Regions from separate parts of the Homo sapiens genome. Here region 1 is linked to region 2. The links are chromatin contacts, found by Hi-C or POLR2A ChIA-PET in ENCODE. All regions are on one chromosome and are shown on one strand. The core of a region is the stretch at or near the end of the contact, and the rest is flanking DNA. Distances in the headings are between cores, read along the strand shown. Region 1 overlaps RSBN1 (round spermatid basic protein 1). Region 2 holds the start of LRIG2 (leucine rich repeats and immunoglobulin like domains 2).

Region 1 (5,778 bases), core at 962-3,461, 710 kb before region 2:
TTTTCTCTTTTGCTTTCTGTGTTTATTATCATTAGCTTTCTTTTAGATCTTGGAAAGGGCAATGCTTAAGAGATTTTGTTTCCCTCTGAACTTGTTCTTCAGATTTGAGCTCAATGTTACTTCAAGGAATACTTTATTCCCCGGATCAGGATCCCATGTTCTTTTTCATAGTGTCATACATCTTACATTCTGAAGATCAAAGTTTATAATTAAATGTTTATTTAGATTAGTGTCTGCCTCTCCTTACTAGACTGTAAGCTTCAAGTGGCCAGGAATAGGTCTGGTTTGCTATACCTGTGTTGAGTACAGTGGCATAAAATATATGTTTATGTGCTATGTAGTGACGTTTCAGTCAATGACAGACTGCATATGTAACGCTGACTCCATAAGATTATAATGGAGCTGAAAAATTCCTATCACTTACTATATTTACTATACCTTTTATCATTATTTTAGAACATACTTCTACTTATTAAAAAAAAGTTAACTGTAAAACACCCTCAGACAGATCTTTCAGGAGATATTACAGAAGAAGGCTTTGTTATCATAGCAGATGATAGCTCCGTGAGTGTTATTGCCCCTGAAGACTTTTCAGCAGGACAAGATGTGGAGATGAAAGACAGTGATATTAATCATTCCAACCCTGTTGTAGGCATAGGCCAATGTGTGCATTTGTATCTTTGTTTTTAACAAAAAAGGTTTAAAAAAAGTAAAAAAAAAAGTTTTTAAGTAGAAAATACCTTACAGAATAAGGACGTAAAGAAAGTATTTTTGTATAGCTGTACAATGTGTTTTAAACTATGTGTTATTACAAGAGTCAAAGAATTAAAAAACTCATAAAGTTTATAAAAATTACAGTAAGCTAAAGTTAATTTATTATTGAAGAAAGAAAAATTTTAAAAATCAGTGTAACCTAAGTGTACACTGTTTATAAAGTCTACAGTAGTGTACAGCAGTGTCCTAGGCCTTCACATTCACTCACCACTCACTCACTGACCCATAACAACTCCCTATTCTGCAAGCATGGGAAGTTAAATGTGTTTAGATACATAAAAACTTACCATTGTGTTTCAGGTATCTACGGCAGGGGTCCTCAACTGTACTGGTCCCCCAGTACTGGTCTGTGGCCTGTTAAAAACCTGGCTGCAGCAAGCTATAATAGCATTGCTGCTTGAGCTCCGCCTCCTGTCAGATAACCTGCAGCATTCGATTCTCATAGGAGTGTGAACTCTGTTGTGAATTGTGCATGCGAGGGATCTAGGTTGCACACTTCTTATGAGAATATGACTAATGCCTGATGATCTGAGGTGGGTCAGTTTCATCCAGAACCATGCCTGCCAACCCCCTGCCCTTTTCCGTGGAAAAATTGTCTTCCACAAAACCAGTCCCTCATGCCAAAAAGATTGGGGACCACTGGACTACAGTATTCAGTACAATAACATGCTGTAAGTTTTGTAGCCTAGGAGCAATAGGCTATGTCATATAGCCTAGGTGTGTAGTAGGCTATACCACTTAGATTTGTGTAAGTACAAGCTGTGATGTTCTCAACCACAAATTGCCTAATGACATTTCTCAGAATGTATTTCTGTCATTAGGTGACACATGACTGTACAATAAACTTGTGGTAAATGAATGACACCTGCTTTCCTGTAACTCATGTTACAGGCCTCCAAGTATTTGAAGACTGTTGTGTCCCTCCTTTAATCTTTTCAAGTTAAATACTTTTGAAATACTTTTGATTTCTTGCATTCTTCCTCCATTTTGTATGGTTTGCAAGTCCCTAATCACTTTAAATGTTCTATTTTGGGTGTGCCCTAGTTATAGATATTTTTTAGGCCAGATCGGGAGATCACACCCCAGATGATATCTCTGTGCAATGCAGAATATTGCCTCCCTCATTACAAAGTATACAAGGTATAGGCTAAAAAACCATAACAATGAGGACCAATGTGCAGTGGCTAGAACAAAAGTTTGTCTCTTGTTTAGCAGTCCCGAGGTAAGCAACTCTGTTCCTTGTTGTCATCCAGGATGCTAGTTTCCTTCTGTCTTTAATTTTTGTCGTTCCTACTGGTGTTGTCATGTGCATGATTGAGACTAGCTCTTTACCACTCTGTGTTGCAGCCCTCAAAAGAGAAAAAGGAAGTGGAGGGCAAGCCACTTCCTTATAAAGGTATGCCCTGAAGATTGCATATGTAACTTATGTGACTGTCTCATTGGCCCAAACTTAGGCACAGGCCGCATTTAGCTGTCAGGGAGCCTAGCTTATTGGCCATATGCCCAGGAAATTTTCTTACTAAAAAGAAGGAATACTTTGCTTGTTTGGCATTAGTTTCCTACAGTTGGTGAATGTTTTTTTGTTTTATCTATTTTTTTCTCTCTTTTTTTTTTTCTTGTCAGCCTTTTCAGGTTGAAAGTTGGTGCATGTTGAATTTGTGGTCATAACTGCTGTTCATTGTTATGCTGTTAATTATTTAAATGTATCACAAACATTTGCATTTATTAAATTTTTAAATGCAAGTGATAGACTGGTAATCAGCAGTTCTTCTTCTCCCCCTCCACCCCTTTTTTTTCTTTTTGCCAGAGTTTGTGGTTGATTACTTCATTTCTAGCCTTAACATACAGAAATTCAACAAATATTTATGACTACATACCAGGCACTTTGTATTACAGATATATAATATTGAATAATACAGATTGTTCTCTTTCACAAAGTTTGTATTCAAACATATTGCTTGATTTCTTTTGTGAGTGGTTTAAATTGGGGGTTGGCAAACTTTTTCTATTAAGGACCAGATAGTATTTTCTGCCCTGTGGCCTAAAATTTATGTAAATAATTCAAACAACCCAATAACAACAACAACGAAATAATCTGATTTAAAAGTGGGCAAAAGACCTAAATAGACATTCTGAAATTTGAAGACATACAACAGGTATATGAAAAAATGTTCAACATAATTCATCATCAGGGAAATGGAAGTCAGAACTACAATTAGATATCACCTCACCCCAGTTCTGGCTGTTAACAAAAAGACAAAAAATAAATGCTGGTGAGGATATGGAAAAAGGAGAACTTTTATACAGTTAATGTCAATCTAAATTAGTACAGACATTATGGTCAACAGTGTGGATGTTCCTTAAAAAATTAAAAATAGAACGACCACATGACCAAGCAATTCCACTTCTTGGTATATGTCCAACTCAAGGAAATTTAATCAGTATGTTGAAGATCTGCATTTCCATGTTTATTGCAGCACTATTCATAACAGCCAGTTTGTTTTTCTTAAAAAATAGTTGTCCTTGACCATTTTTGAAACGTTATTCTTACATCATTTTAATTGCATTACTTCTTAACTCATCCTTTCACAATTTCTTTAGCTAACTCTTCCTCCTGTCTGTCAAATATCTGTTTTCCTTTAAGTGCAGTTCTTGGTTCTGTCTCTTTCTATTCTTTCTCTCAAGTCTTAGTCACTTAAAAAATTATATGTTATAGACAATTTCCAAATCTATGCATCTATTCCTTACCTTTTTTGATCTAGTTATAACTCCAAATCTAACTTACCTAAAATCTGTAAATGTTATGTACTTTCGTTCTTTGAGCTTGAAACCTTATTTTGAGTCATTTTATACCATCAAGGAAATATAGGAGTTGTAAAGGTGGACAATAACATGTGAAAACTTGTGGAGGCAGCAGAAATTATTTAGAATTTGCGAAATGTATATTTAGAATGTGGCAAATGTGGAGAATGTGGCAAATCTTGGTCTGTTATTCCCTTGGAATAATAGATCAGGAGGGGCTTTGTCTTCCTTAAAAAGGATTTTCTAGTTTGATGCTACAGGTAATATGGAGCTACTAAAGGATTTAAAATGGGAAGGTTGAATGATAAGATGTTTTTTCCTAGATTATTTGTAGCAGTATGTAGGATGGCTCTTGGGGATAGGAATCCTGAAGCAAGGATACTGGTTAAGAGGTTTTACAATTAGGTGAGAAATGATAATTTCCTGAATTAAGGCAGTGGTACTGCAGATTTAGTTAGAAGGATAGATTTTGATTTAAGTGATGAGGAAGAGGGATTTATCAATTCCTGATTTAGGACCTGAGAAAATGAATATTATTAACCGGCGAAGTACATACAGAAGGAGAAAAAGAAGGTTTGGGAGGGGAAGGGAACCTTACAAAAAAACGAGCTCTGTTTTGTAGGTATTAAATTTGAGGGTGTCTGTGGGCTGCCCAGGAGGCATTTGTATGTTAAGATCTGAATCTGAGGCAGAGTTTTAAGTTAGAGATGTAGATATGGAATGTAGTAGGGTACAGGTGGTAGTTAAATCTGTAGTATAATTGAAACCACCCACAGATAATATGTGGAATGAAAACTGGGCCAACTCTGCAACAACCACGTTTTGGAGAGGAGGAAGCCTGGAAAGGGAAATCAAGAAAGCAGGTGATTGCAAAGCATTCCTTGAATTTGGTTGTGAAGAGGTCATCAGTGATTTGTTTCAGGGGAGTGGTATGGGCAGAAGCCTGATTGCAATGATATGAGATGTGAATAAAAGGTGAGGTGAGGCAATAGAGACAGGTACTACAGACTAGTATTACAGAAGTAGGATTCTTATGTGAAAAAGGTATATATATCTTGGTGCTTTTGATGGCAAGTTGCAGGATAGTCAATTTTAAAATGGGCTTAAATGATGAAAGAGATTTATTGGCCTATGGAATGGAAAAGTCCAGAGGTGGGATGGATAGTTTGAATGTTTCAGGCCTGGGGTTTGCAGGCAGGGCTGGTGGAAGGACTGGGATAGAGGATGAGAGTGTGTTTATGAGAGAGGGATAAACCTTGAGGTTTAGACTAGATATGGAAGCAGCTGAAAGAAGGAGGGGACTGATACTGAGAAAAAAACGTAGGTCACAGAAAGCTAGAGGTCTAATTTCATGTAAGTAAAGGAATGAAAACAGGAAGGTTGTGGTTTACTAATAAGGGCTTTCTCTAGCTAGGCTAAGTTAGCTACAGTTATCCAAATAGGCTTTATACATTGCAGCTTTCAAAATCCAGTCCTAGTATTTTGTAGCATAGTTGTTTACTTGATGGCTCTTCTGCCAGGAAATAAAAATTGAACATTGTTAATTCTTTGTCACTCATGGATACAACATTGGTACTCACACAAAGGTGTGAACCTGAAGATCCTCGTAAGATGAGAAGCTTTTCTTTGTGTATATATGAAAATAAACATGTTGGTCTTGGCGAAATTATGAGGTCGCTATATTTTGTGGTCATACCCTTTCTTTGTCTTCTGTTGCTCCCGCCTTCCTCTTTTTTAGGTTTACTTTTTATTCTCTTTGCAAATAGGAAAAGATGCTTCATATTTATTCATGTCACATGTTGATTATTCTAGGTGTTTACCTTTCTAAGTTGTCTTCAAGTTCAGTGCTGTTGAGTTTAGTGGTGTTTGAATTAGGTAAACTTGGAGTGGTGTGATATAAGAATATTAATTCAGTCTCACTTTGTGTGTAAAATTTAAAGTAGTATGAATTCCTTCAAATTAATAATGCATTGAGTTGTATAATCTCAGGCCAAGTAAATTGAAAACTGCCACATGGCAGTGTACTTCTTTAGGATTGGTCTTGAGTTTTGGCTGCTTTAAATTAGGATAGGTCTTAAGAGTCACTTCTGGCTGGGAAAAAGATTTTAAAAAGATCATGATAGGTCTTTAGGACATTTGTCCCATAAAATGCCTGTATAGAGAGAAAGCCTTTCTTAGTAAAGGAATTTCTGAGACTGGGAA
Region 2 (6,033 bases), core at 2,691-5,190:
CAGTCTACAGTGAAATAAAACAGTAAGGAAAAGGTTACTTTTATTTCATAAAGCTAAATCTATATAATCTATAGAAGCGTCCTTAACCCTAAAAATACATACTTCTTAATGTTTTGGTACTATCATGAAATGACCAAGACAACACATCATTGGGGGAAAGGGGTTCTAACAAAGTTACTTTGCAAAATAAGAAGTTGAGTCATAAACCTAGTCTTTCAATGCTGTGTATGTGTGTGTAATCAGAATAATGTGAAACAGAGCTCTATACCCACAGAGAACCCAGTCAAGCTCTGAATGATCAAATAATATTCTAGAGAGTTTCTCATACAGAGAAGCATAAAGACAGTATCTGAGTATGTTTCCAAAAATCAGTATTAATGAATTTTGTCCATAATCATTTTGATGGTCACAAGTTTGAGCATATATTTGAATCCCTAATATATTTAAAGCATTACATGTATTTCAACATTCAAAATTACATAAAGAAACCCAAATGTACTGGGTGGTTTTATAGCTAAAGGCAACTGCTGAAGAATGTTTCATTTCTCAATTTAAAATAGTACGGTACTATCTTTTAATATTCTAAGAGTTCTACCAATGTAAGACTTCCATCCAATTACATTTCTACAACTGAATTGTTCTCTAAGTCATTTCACTTCAACTGAAAATGTCATTTCATTATAGGACATTAAAAATTCTGAATGTCACTTGGCTCTAGGCAATTGGTCTTGATTAAACAAAAATCAAACCTTAACACAAAAATATATCTTACATAAAATTACTTCTAAATGTTTACCAACCAACGGAGAATCTTAAATGTAGGCCCGGCTGTGGCCAAGCGCAGTGGCTCGTGCCTGTAATCCTAGCACTTTGGGAGGCCAAGGTGGGCAGATCACCTGAGGTCAGGAGTTCAAGACCAGCCTGGCCAACATGGTGAAACCCCGTCTCTACTGAAAATACAAAAATTAGGTGGGCATACTGGCTCAAGTCTGTAATCCCAGCTACCTGGGAGTCTGAGGCAGGAGAATCACTGGAACCCAGGAGGCAGAGGCTGCACTGAGCCGAGATCGTGCCACTGCACTCCAGCCTGGGTGACAGAGCAAGACTCTCTCTTAAATAAAAAAAAAAAAAAAGTAGGCCAGGCCGGGCTTGGTGGCTCATGCTTGTAACCCCAGCACTTTGGGAGGCTGAGGTGGGTGGATCACCTGACATCAGGAGTTTAAGACCAGACTGGCCAACATGGTGAAACCCCACCTCTACTAAAAATATGAAAAATTAGCCAGGCATGGTAGCGCACGCCTGTAATCCCAGCTACTTGGGAGGCTGAGGCAGGAGAATCGCTTGAACCTGGGAAGCAGAGGTTGCAGGGAGCCGAGGTCACACCATTGCACTCCAGCCTGGGCAACAAGAGCGCGACTCCATCTCAAAAAAAAAAAAAAAAAAAAGTATAGGCCACATTCATTCCAATTACAGCTAAATGAAGCTGTTTTGTCAAATCTGTGCCAGACTTATTGTTATAATCAGGTAGCTCTTCCAAGAATGTCTTAGAAAAAGGCACTTGCTGCATAACAAAGAGGCTGTGCTAGGTTTAACTGACACTACACTGCACACTGATAGGAGTTTTTAAATTTGGGTCAATAAAACCAGAAGTGACTACAGGTGTCACTACCATGAAAGAGAAAGCATCTTACTACACTGCAGTTCTATGTTTACTAAAAGATTTGATTATTTATGTTAATTTTTTCAATGACTACATGAGGTAGCTTTCTTTCCTATCTGTGCTAACCTATTTGCAAATATATAAATACTTCTTAAACTCCGCAACACCTCTTATTTGTATTCTATTTCCAATAAAAATCCAAGCAGCCTCTCATATTTTAATTGCACTTCAACCTATTTTTTTAGTGATGACTCTTTTTTTTTTTGAGACAGAGTTTCACTCTTGTTGCCCAGGCTGGAGTGCAATGGCACGATCTCGGCTCACTCCAACCTCGCCCTCCCGGGTTCAAGTGATTCTCCTGCCTCAGGGTGTAGCTAGTATTACAGGCACGCGCCACCACACCCAGCTAACTTTGCATTTTTAGTAGAGATGGGGTTTCTCCATGTTGGTCAGGTTGGTCTCGAACTCCCAACCTTAGGTGATCAGCCCGCCTCAGCCTCCCAGAGTGCTGGGATTACAAGCGTGAGCCACCGCACCCGGCCCCTCTTCCTCCCCGACCCTCCCTCCCCCCAGACGGAGTCTCGCTCTGTTTTCAGGCTGGAGTGCAGTGGCGTGATCTCAGCTCACTGCAACCTCCACCTCCCGGGTTCAAGCGATTCTCCTGCCTCAGCCTCCCGAGTAGCTGGGACTACAGGCGCACACCACCACACCCAGCTAATTTTTTTGTATTTTTAGTAGAGACGGGGTTTCACCATGTTGGCCAGGATGGTCTCGATCTCTTGACCTCGTGATCGGCCCGCCTCGGCCTCCCAAAGTGCTGGGATTACAGGCGTGAGCCACCGCGCCTGGCCCATTGATGACTCTTTCTTAACGACTCCATCAGAAATCTGTCAGTTAATAAACGTGCTGCTCAGTTAGTGACGAGAAATAACTGTATGTTAGTGGTTAAGAAGCCCCATAATTGCAGCATTTAATACCTGCTGTTGTTCCTAATACCACCAGGCTGACTCAGACTAAGGAGCCCTCCAAGTTCCACTGTCTAATAAAGACCTGTCAAAGTGAAAACTCAACAGTGGAAACTCCAGAATTCATTCAACCGTTGTACCTGCTTTACCTACATAAATAAGCAGAACTGATTTTTGGGTTCTTTGCCACAAGAAGATGCGCTGAAAACAAAGCATCAAATGGTTCTGCAAAAAATACTCCTCCTCTTTACAGTGAAGTTTAAATTAGATCAAGAATGCTACTTACAAAGATATTCTGAATTACAGGATCTCCTGATTCATCATAATGAACTTTTCAACCCTGTTAAGTATCAAAACTGCAGCACAAAATCAGCCAACATGCGAACTAAGGACTAAAGACAGTTCATAGGTCTTTGGCGATTGTGATTATAAAATCACGTGCCTGAGGACCACTAAGTCTGAGGTACACACCAAATCATGCAGCTCAAGATAAGCAGAAAGCACTGTTCCGTGCTCAACCCACCCCCCGCCCCACCAACCATCCAAAGTCAATGCTGGTGCCCAGGACCCGTGAGTCCTTACCATTAAATATGCCCGCCCCATTTCCTCCCCAGTTGAGGAAATCACAGACTCCTTGGCCCCAAGAATCTTAACCCTCGTCTTCATACAATTCTCCAGAAACCTTAACACCGGCTTTTTTAGGCTCCCACCACCTAAAACAAAGTTCATAAAATCCTGACGGCAGTTTCCTTCAGAGCTTAGGCTCTCGACCACACCCTCCGACCAGGCCTGTCTCCCTCCTGCCTGCCCCCTGTAGAGGGAAGGCTCCCCCTCCTTTTGGTCACTCTGCCTGGCCGCTCTACTCACAGGATAGCGGTGTCGGGGGGCAGCAAGCCCGACAGCGCCCTCCAGCTCGGTGCGGGCAATTTCCTGCGACTGCAGTCCAGGAGAGGAATGCGGCAGGAGCAGGGCGCGGGGCAGAGACCTGCTCCGGCGGCGGGCAACAGGAGGAGAGCGGTCTGGGCAATGAAGAGTAACCGAGAAAGCACTCTAGATCGACACCCCAGCAACTGCTCCTCCGGGACGCCTAGGGGCGCCGGCGCCATTTTCCCCCTCGACCTGGACGTGGCCTAGAAGAGCTGCCTGCTAGAAAAGGAGGATCGGCGGAGAAGCTCAGCAGAGATGCTCGGTGGCTGCACTGTCTCCCGAAGCCCCGGCTGAAGGCTGTACCATCTAAAGGCATGCAAGGAGCAGACGCAGCGCGACAGCGGGGTCGACGGCCTGGGACACACGGCCTGACGGACACCTCTCGTCCGCCCCTCCCCACGGCGCAACGTCCTCACGCACAGGGGCCAGCCAATCGGTGCCATAAGATGAGGTTGCGCCCGGGGCGGAACTCAGTGAGGGGCGGGGCCAGACGCAGCCGAGTATCTTGAGGAGAAGGACTTTAAAGCGTTCAGGGATTTTAGCTGCCGCTGTGGAGTTCCGCCGCTGTTCTTCCGCTGGAGGGCGCAGTAGTTCCTTAAGAGGGAATGGTGCGGCGAATAGCTGTGAGTTCAAAGTCCTGACTACAGGTATATCTACTGTAGTAGAAAAGGATCTTTTATTTGCTCTGGGCTTTAAGAAAGGGGAGTGGCAGAAGGGCTGCCTTCCAAGTCGCACACACGAATGGGTCACGGGAGCTTCTATCCTGGCTTTGGCCAGATCGGCCTCCAGAGCCGAGCTCGAGCCTCTTCTGCCCCCTGCTGCTTGGCTGTAGCCCCTGCTCTTCTGCAAGTAGGCGGCAACTGCCATTTGCATAAGATCAATATCACTCTCTGTTAATGGCCTTGTAAGCTCCTGAAGGCAGAGGCCCTGTTTCTTCATCGGTGCACCTCCACCTTTTGTTCTAGCTTGGAGTTCAATAAATTTTGGTGGGACTGCACCTGCATGTCTATATAAAGGAAATACCCTTCTCTTTGGAGGGATGCTGTCAAGGTCACTCTCAGAAAAGCAAGCGAGACAAGAGGGTGTTGAGCAGTCAACAAAGCAAAGACTGGATGTGAGGAAATTTATTTCTCCTAAAGCAGAGGCTATGGAAAACTTACTAGGAACAGTGAAGTCTGGCCATCTTATGCTCATTCAGCCATCCAAGGTTGTAAATAAGACTTTGAGAATAATAGTGATGGTTCACTTATACGTAGTGAACTTTTCAAAGGGCGTTTGCATCTGTTATCTTGTTTGCTCCTTCAGTGACTGTGACATTGGCAAGACAATTATTGCTGATGATGCAACAAGCCCCAAGAGGTTAAACCAAGTTACTCTTGAGGCAGGGGCAGGTTCGACATTAACATGGGTTTTCTGACATAAATTGAAAATCTGAGCAGGTTAAAAAGAATGATAATGCCTAGGTTAGGGTTCTCATAGAAAGTAACTGAAAGCAATCTTTCCCATGGCAGATTATGGAGTCATAATTATGTTTTTAAAAACCTTTTTCTGTTTTTTTTTTTTAATATTGAAGTATATATTGGAAACAAGGCCATATCCAATGCTACAGTCCAAACCAAACTTTTAAAGCCAAGACAGCGGAATGAAACTTACTCTTAGCCTTCTTCCCTTAGCTGTTGAGCAGACTTAACAAACTCTGGTAAGAAATCCGGCATAGGCAGGAACCTTACAAAAAAAAAAAGGAGGCAGTTTAGTTCCTTTCTACATTATAGTTTCAGAGCTTTCCTATGAAACTATACCAAATGGGGCCATTAGAAATTAATGCTCTCTAACCTGTATCCTCCGCAGTAAGTGGCTCACTGCAATCTCTGCCTGCCGTATTCAAGCGATTCTCCTGCCTCAGCCTGCCTAGTAGCTGGGACTACAGGTGTGCACCACCATGCCCGGCTAATTTTTGTATTTTTAGTAGAGACGGGGTTTTGCCTTTTTGGCCAGGCTGGTCTCGAACTCCTGACCTCAGGTGATCCACCCACCTCGGGCTCTCAAAGTGCTGGGATTACAGGCATGAGCCACTGTGACTGGCCACAAATACACGTTTTTTTTGTTTTTTTTGTTTTTTTTGTTTTTTTTTTGAGACAAAATTTCATTATTGTTGCCCAGGCTGGAGTGCAATGGCACAATCTCGGCTCACCGCAACCTCCGCCTCCTGGATTCAAGCGATTCTCCTGCCTCAGCCTCCTGAGTAGCTGGGATTACAGTCATGCGCCACCACGCCCAGCTAATTTTGTAGTTTTAGTAGAGATGGGGTTTCTCCATGTTGGTCAGGCTGGTCTCGAACTCCCAACCTTAGGTGATCCGCCCGCCTCGGCCTCCCAGAGTGCTGGGATTTCAAGCATGAGCCACCACACCCAGCCGCAAATATGTGTTTTTTTTTTTTTTTTTTAATTTATTTTTTTATTGATAATTCTTGGGTGTTTCTCA

What was found. A loop is a pair of places that touch in the nucleus more often than their neighbours do. ChIA-PET counts read pairs that join two places held with the same protein, here RNA polymerase II (POLR2A). Pooled maps may share reads with other maps.
Region 1: a loop to region 2 is called in a pooled map, with 3 times the contacts of the local background. The contact joins the enhancer-like site here to the promoter of LRIG2 in region 2. A Hi-C loop is called at or near these places in 7 of 50 pooled maps. POLR2A ChIA-PET finds 5 or more read pairs at or near these places in 3 of 52 experiments (H1, WTC11 and activated CD4-positive, alpha-beta T cell).

What each region holds. Positions count from the first base shown.
Region 1 is chr1:113,780,069-113,785,846 of GRCh38, reverse strand. All of the region lies in intron 2 of RSBN1 (round spermatid basic protein 1), which reads left to right. Among named protein-coding and RNA genes, the nearest start is that of PHTF1, 23 kb to the right of the region's middle. RefSeq lists a silencer at 4,867-4,976 and an enhancer at 5,087-5,136. Within about 2 kb of position 2,211, at least 11 of the 41 ENCODE cell types and tissues checked have a DNase peak (open chromatin) inside an H3K27ac peak, as active enhancers do.
Region 2 is chr1:113,071,105-113,077,137 of GRCh38, reverse strand. It overlaps LRIG2 (leucine rich repeats and immunoglobulin like domains 2), which reads right to left and starts at 3,940. Exons shown (of 18, transcript NM_014813.3): 1 at 3,493-3,940. The coding sequence starts at 3,731. It overlaps LRIG2-DT (LRIG2 divergent transcript), which reads left to right and starts at 4,036. Exons shown (of 3, transcript NR_103777.1): 1 at 4,036-4,199. RefSeq lists enhancers at 2,771-2,820, 3,420-3,479, 3,096-3,627, 3,660-3,969, 3,628-4,161 and 1 more.